Linked DNA regions of Homo sapiens: region 1 is linked to region 2. Evidence: chromatin contacts called from ENCODE Hi-C or POLR2A ChIA-PET data. All regions are on one chromosome and are shown on one strand. The core of a region is the stretch at or near the end of the contact, and the rest is flanking DNA. Distances in the headings are between cores, read along the strand shown. Region 1 has its middle 29 kb from the start of EZH2. Region 2 holds the start of GHET1 (gastric carcinoma proliferation enhancing transcript 1).

What was found. Hi-C counts contacts between places; a loop is a spot of excess contacts on that map. ChIA-PET counts read pairs that join two places held with the same protein, here RNA polymerase II (POLR2A). Pooled maps may share reads with other maps.
Region 1: a pooled map shows a loop between it and region 2 (3-fold over the local background). The contact joins the enhancer-like site here to the promoter of GHET1 in region 2. A Hi-C loop is called at or near these places in 3 of 37 single-sample maps with no recorded cell type and 11 of 50 pooled maps. POLR2A ChIA-PET finds 5 or more read pairs at or near these places in 6 of 52 experiments (OCI-LY7, activated CD4-positive, alpha-beta memory T cell, activated CD8-positive, alpha-beta T cell and 2 more).

Annotation. Positions count from the first base shown.
Region 1 is chr7:148,911,753-148,915,346 of GRCh38, reverse strand. No RefSeq gene overlaps it. Among named protein-coding and RNA genes, the nearest start is that of EZH2, 29 kb to the right of the region's middle. Within about 2 kb of position 2,151, at least 4 of the 41 ENCODE cell types and tissues checked have a DNase peak (open chromatin) inside an H3K27ac peak, as active enhancers do.
Region 2 is chr7:148,986,016-148,989,375 of GRCh38, reverse strand. GHET1 (gastric carcinoma proliferation enhancing transcript 1) reads right to left here and starts at 1,849. Exons shown (of 1, transcript NR_130107.1): 1 at 1-1,849. It also overlaps RNY1. RefSeq lists enhancers at 1,503-1,552, 1,873-1,922, 1,490-1,990 and a silencer at 2,133-2,202.

The DNA.
Region 1 (3,594 bases), core at 902-3,401, 74 kb after region 2:
GACTGGGCCCCTACTAGATGCCCTTAATATAAAGCAGTGGCAGGCTGGGCATGGTGGCTCACATCTGTAATTCCAGCACTTTGGGAGGCTGAGGTGGGTGGATCACCTGAGGTCAGGAGTTCAAGACCAGCCTGGCCAACATGGTGAAATCCCATCTCTACTAAAAATACAAAAATTAGTGGGGCATGGTGACAGGCACCTGTAGTCCCTGCCATTTGGGAGGCTGAGGCAGGAGAATTGCTTGAACCCGGGACGCGGAGGTTGTAATGAGCCAAGGTTGCACCACTGCACTCCAGACTCCATCTCAAAAAAAAAAAGAAAAAAAAAAAAAAGAAAAGCAGAACTAGGCTCCCATTTGTTCACGGGTATTAAATAAAAATGATCAGGGAGGAGGGGAAAAGACGATTCACAAAGGAGCTTCTAGTCTGAGTTATAAGGTAGCCACAGTGCAGTCAGCTCAGGCATTGGCAGGAACTACTGGGGGGATGTCACCCAACAAATTCCACCTTCACCTTAAAAAGTAACTGTCCAGCTGGTCCTTGCCTTCCTGTCCAGACCCGGAGCAGTGGGGCCCATGCACCTGGCACCTGACTTGCTGCAGGGAACCACAACAGCGTGTTCCTGTTCTAGGAACTGGGAGAGGGGTGAAGGGTGGCTGTGGGCCCAGCTGGAATGCTGGCCTCAGTGGAGGAGGTGCAGAAATGCCTGGGCAAGGCCAGGGGCAGACCCTCCCATCAGCGGGGAAAGGCCCTTGGCAGGTGGCACCAGAGGGGGCCACATGGTAGTGTGCCCAAACAGGGGCCCAATAAAGTCTTTACTTCCCTAGCTCTCTTTCTTGAGAATACTTCCCTCTGTGTCATAATTGGAATGTGTGAGTCATGCTCTCAATCTCCGAAAACTCAGTGCTCTTGGTTTGTCTGAGTCCGCAGCAGGTGCTGCGGGGGAGGCTGCGGGAAGCTGAGGACTTGCAGCCACTGAGGCCAGAGCTTCCCTGGACAGCACCGAGGCATGAACGGCATTGCACCGAAGACAGGGCTGGGTGGGGAGAGGTATGGCTACAGAACACACCTGTTAACTACCGGTAGCTTTCTGGGGGCAGAATCTGTCTGTCTCAAGCCCCCCAGGATTGCAGCCACCTCTCCCATCGCAGTCCCGCCACTGCTTCTGCTGCCAGGCAGGGCCTGGAGATATGGCTCTTGGCCACCTTTAGTACACAAGGTGCAGGCAGGCCCTGATAATGAAGAGAATTAAGACAGTTTCTCTCCCACAGACACTCACAGCCTAGACGAGGAGATGAACCATCAACAAATAATTTAACAAAGATTTGGGAACAGAGTGGCAGAAGCTATTCCTCTGCCCAGGAACAAAGAATCATTCCTTTCTGTTTCCATGTGGGCTCCTGACACAGATACTCAACAAGCAGAGCCAACATGATTGATCTTACGCCCTGATTATGTGGCAAACATGTTTGCATTTTACGATTGTTCATTTTAATTCGTATTATCAGGTTTTGCTACCATGGCAGAACATAACGGTCTTAAACCCTGCATGTTAATCCCAGTTATCCAAGACTTCCCATGATACACTATAAAAATGTCTTTTTACCCCGCACATGCTTATGTCACTATCTTATATCTTATACAATGTGCCTTTCATTTCTAAAAGCAATTCATTCACATAAATGTTCCTGCAGATTGTTAAAGCCTTAGACTCTGGGACCAGGCATAATTGGAGAACGAATCAGATGTATGTTTCAAAGAAACAACCCCAACACATATCCAAACGACATTTAAGATTTCTTCCTATTTCACAGGAGATGACTTACGAGTGAACACTCACCCTTTTTTGGTATGTTAGTCTCATATTACCTTTTGCTATTAAACCAGGCATGGGTACACTTTCCAGGGCTGAGCTTTATTGCACATGAGCCCTGTGACTCAACTTTGCCATAACCAGGTATTTTGGGGGCTTTTAAAAGTATGAAGACATTGCTAAGATTAGTAAAAACAGAACCTTCAAAGTCATGAACACTGAAAGTACAGAAATAAATCATTTTAGCTTTTGATGGTTTGATGAAACTTTCTATTCACTGGCTTCCTAATTCATAAGCATCAAAGTAAAGGAAATTGTGGTGACATGATTTTGCAGTCATAATTTCTGAGCCTCAGAAATGCATTCAGCTGAATCGAATGTAGTATCTTTCTTTTAATTTGAAATGGGTAAAATACAGATCCACAGTTTAAGAATCAAATTCAGTTTAACAATTGGAAAGAACCTTTGAGAAACTGTGTTCCAAACACATTTTACAGGTGAATACTATCAGAATACAACCGGTTGAGGACCAGGCAGGCCCCTTAACTTCCCCAGGGCTCAGCTTCCTGATCTGTAAAGTTAGGGGCTGGGCTGTATGAACCCCTAAATCCCGTTTCACCTCAAACGTATTTCAGGATTCTAGTAAAAAGGTGCTGAATGAACGAAGCTAATCCCGAGAGAGACTTGGATTTGCCTGAGATCATGCAGTTAGTCAGGGACAGACACACATCCTCTGACTCCCGGCCATTGCTCTTTATAGAGAACAGGTTTAGAGTAAAGATCTTGAATTAAAAAAAAAATTACACAGAGATTAATGAACAGAACACCTTATAAAAAAAAAACAACACACAACTCTATATGAAAACCAAGTCACGCAAACTTCTGAGCAATATGTTTCAGTAACCTGCACTTTTAAATCATAGACTGGCAGCTATGATTTAAGCACCCTTAGACATCCAGCTTGTGTCCCTGGCATGACCAGGTATGCACTGGAGGAATGTCAGCCAGTGTACTGGCTTCTTCTGTTACATCATGAACTTCTCCAAAATGGAGAGACAACAATTCATTATACCATGATCTCTCATTATAGATTGAATTGTATCCCCCAAAACGACATGTTGAGGCCCTGACCTCCACTACTGTATCTGTGAAGGGGACCTTATTTGGAAATAGGGTCTTTGTGATGTAATCAAATTAAGATGAAGTCATTGGGGGGTGGGGGTGCTAATCCAGTATGACTGATGTCATTATAAGAAGAGGGAAATTTGGACACAGGGAGAAGACGGCCACATGAAGATTGAGGCAGAGATTGGAGTGATGCTGCCACAAACTAGGGAATGCCCGGGGCTACCAGAAGCTGCAACAGACGAAAAAAGGGTCCTCCCCTAGAGCCCTCAGAAAGAGCATGGTCCTGCCAACACCTTGATTTTAGACTGTTAGCCTTTAGAACTGTAACACAATGAAATCGTGCTGTTTTAAGCCACACAGCGTGATACCTTGTTATAGCAGCTCCAGCAAACAAATACACCTCTCATGTCTCTGTTGGGTTGACTGGGCTCACTGGAGTCCTTCTCACTCAGGGTACTGCAGAGAGTGGCTGGAGCTGGCATCACCTGAAGGCTCAACAGGGCTGCATCCAAGATGATGCACTCACATGGCTGCAGTTGATGCCGTCACTGGCTGGGGGCTCAGCTAGGGTGTGGACCAGCTCATGGCCTCTCTGTGGTGTGGAATTATCAAAGCATGGCAGTGTCACTCCAAAGAGGCAGGAAGTAGAGACTG
Region 2 (3,360 bases), core at 600-3,099:
CATTGTGGTTTTGATTTGCATTTCCCTGATCATTAGTGATATTGAGCACTTTTTCATATGTTTGTTGGCCATTTGTATATCTTCTTTTGAGAATTGTCTATTCATGTCCTTAGGCCAGTTTTTGATGGGATTGTTTTTTTCTTGCTAATTTGAGTTCCTCGTAGATTCTGGATGTTAGTCCTTTGTCGGATGTATAGATTGGGAAGATTTTCTCCCACTCTGTGGGTTGTCTGTTTACTCTGCTTACTGTTCCTTTTGCCGTGCAAAAGGACAGCTAACATTCTTATAGTTTCTTTTTTTAATGTGCCAGTAAACTCTATGTGGCTTCTCAGTTAATCTTCCCAACACCCTATAAGATAGATACTTCGATTATGACCATTTTCTAGATGGAGAAACTGAGGCTCAAGCAAGGTAAGTGACTTGACCAGAGATAGCTAGCTAGTAGCTGGTGAAAACTAGGACTCAAGCTGAGATAATGTGGCTGCAGCCCGTGCTGTTCATCTCTAATGCCTGCCGGATTCTCACTGCATATCATGACACCTATTGGGGCATCAGTCAATTTGATTAGTCAGCTTCAGTGTCTTCATTTGTGGGGTTGTTGGAAACAGATGAGACAGGATCTGGCTGAGAAACAGCCCCAGAAACCTCCTCTCCCAGAATGGCACCAACCCCCCTTCCCTGCCTCTGAGCCTGGCCACTGGGTGGACTTCCAGTCCACATAGTAGACTAGATCACCCCCAGTGCATGCAAAGGCAGAGTGAAAGGTATAAACAACTTAGTCAAATCAAGCTGTACAATGAAAAACAAAAGGAAATAAAACTATTCTGGCGCACACCTTTTTCTTATTAATTTCAAGTTGGCTGCCAATGTTTACCTGCTTTGTTCTTAAAATAATCCATTCTAGAATTTTGCTAGAGAGCAACATCGTTTAGAGATTGTCATTTATGAAACTCTCACTCTCATTTTCCCCTCTTTTGAAATTAGGACAACATCTACCCATGTCTAGTTTTCTGGGGTTATTCATTCTCCTCAATGGCATTCATTCATTCATTCACTCAACACATTTACATAGCACCTGCTGTGTCCCAGATACTGTGCTAGGTACCAGAAGGAGTCAAACATAGTCAATGATTCTGCTTTTCCATTGGCTTGGGGCATCCAGGAACACATTTTCTCAGGCTTGGAGATGTGAACTCCAATGGGCAGCTGCCTGCCCTTCCCCTCCCCTTGCCTGCACCTTTACAGTAAGGTCTACTCGCCGCTGCAGCAGGAAGATCCTCCATTAGGAGTAAAACAGAGCTGTGAATTCGGCTGCCCCAGGAACAGCCCGATCCTTGTTGCTCCAGACACATCCCTACTGTCTTTTTGCTGTTCTTTGCTTTCGGCATGAGTTTCAGGTCTTTCAGAGCTTTGCCTCTGACACTTTCACAGAAATCTTTTCCACCCGCCTTTTCTTAGTCATCTTTACTTCGGACTTCCTGCTTCTGCCTTTTGTCCCTGTAGATTCTGAAGTCCTCAGGAACAATCCAAGATCTTCTGGTGTTTCAGATGCTTCCCCTTCACGTTCCTTAGGTGGTGGTTTCTGTTCTATCAGTTGGGGTTTAAGGAGGAGGCAGGGATCTTGGGCAGTGGGAGAAGCACCTCTGTAGGGAGCTGACTGCCAAGATGGGAAAGTGTCAGCCTCCAGGTAGTGGCGCTTGCTGGGATTTACCGACGCTGGAAGCACAGACTTTATCTGTAGGGCTCACAGTTTCCTCCAGGTCCCACAGAGCTGTCCGGAGGGTCACACAGCAAACAGATAAAGGAGGCCAGCGCAGATTGGGCGGCTCTCTGGTACCTTGCGGTGGCTGAGCCACTCAAGACAAACCGGGGGAAAGACGCCCTGATGACGAAATGCTAATTTTGCATATCTCTTTCCCAGGATGCTTAGCAACACGTCTGATTCTTGTTATTCAGTACGTTTTTCCAGCTATTGATAAATAGATGTGCCAGGGAATTCTTAGAGTATATATATATCATTAATATTGTAAATATAGTCATCAGTAAACTGAAACCAGAATATCACTGTAAGGGGAAAATGAACAAATTTGGGGGCTTTAAATAGTTCAAACAGTAGGAGGACTTATTGGCTGGTCCGAAGGTAGTGAGTTATCTCAATTGATTGTTCACAGTCAGTTACAGATCGAACTCCTTGTTCTACTCTTTCCCCCCTTCTCACTACTGCACTTGACTAGTCTTTTACGAGAGTTTCCACTCTCCTGGCATCCCTCGTTTCTTGTTTTCATCTCAATTTTAAAATGTTGAAAGTCAGCATCATTAAATAAAGCATGGAATACAGGGGGAAAACGAAGTACTATTCTTTTCTTCCAGAAACAAACAGTAAATTTGGGAAAACCCATCACAGACAAGAAGGAAAAAGAAAACAAAAATCAAATAAATAGTAATAGATACTACGGACCAATTATTGGTAAAGATGGTATAGTATGTCCTAAGAGATCAAAGACAGGAAATGGGATGAGGGTGAATAGGGGTTTTTCTTTTTCTTGTACTTTTTCTTTTCTTTTCTTTCTTTTTTTTTTTTTTTTTTTTTTTTTTTGAGACAGGCTGGAGTCTCTGTCACCCAGGCTGGAGTGCAGTGGTGTGATCTCGGCTCACTGCAACCTCCGCCTCGTGGGTCCAAGCGATTATCTTGCCTTAGCCTCCTGAGTAGCTGGGACTATAGGCGCGCGCCACCACGCCTGGCTAATTTTTCTATTTTTGTAAAGACCGAAGTTTCGCCATGTTGGCCAGGCTGGTCTTGAACTCCTAACCTCAAGTGATCCTCCTGCCTCAACCTCCCAAAGTGCTGGGATTACAGGCGTGAGCCACCGCGCACGGCCAGGATTTTTTTAATGTTTTAATATCAGTAGGATTAAGGACTGGTATTTGATGATACAACACTCAATGGACAAAATTAAGAGGCATTTCAAAGTCGACAATCCAGTTAAGTTTTGAAGCTAAGAGATGTGAACATTTTCAGAGAGAAAGTATTTTGGAGGAAGACAAACCAAGTCCAAGAGTTTGAAAATAGAGAAGGCGGAAGAGGGCAGAGTACATTGCGGGATGCTCACCACGTGAGGCACCAGAGCCACTTTCTAATCCTGGTTCAGCCCTTAGGTTCTTATGTAGCCTTTAGAAAGCCACGCAGCTGCCTCCTCATCAGAAACAAAGGGTCATTACACTGATCTTCCTTCCCTCTTCGCTACATGGAAGTATACATTCCTAACAGCCTCGAGGCAAAGTGTTGTTTGATGAGATTGTGGTGGTGTTGCAGTACAGTGTGACTGCCACAAATGTGTATACAACAAAAGAATATTTAAA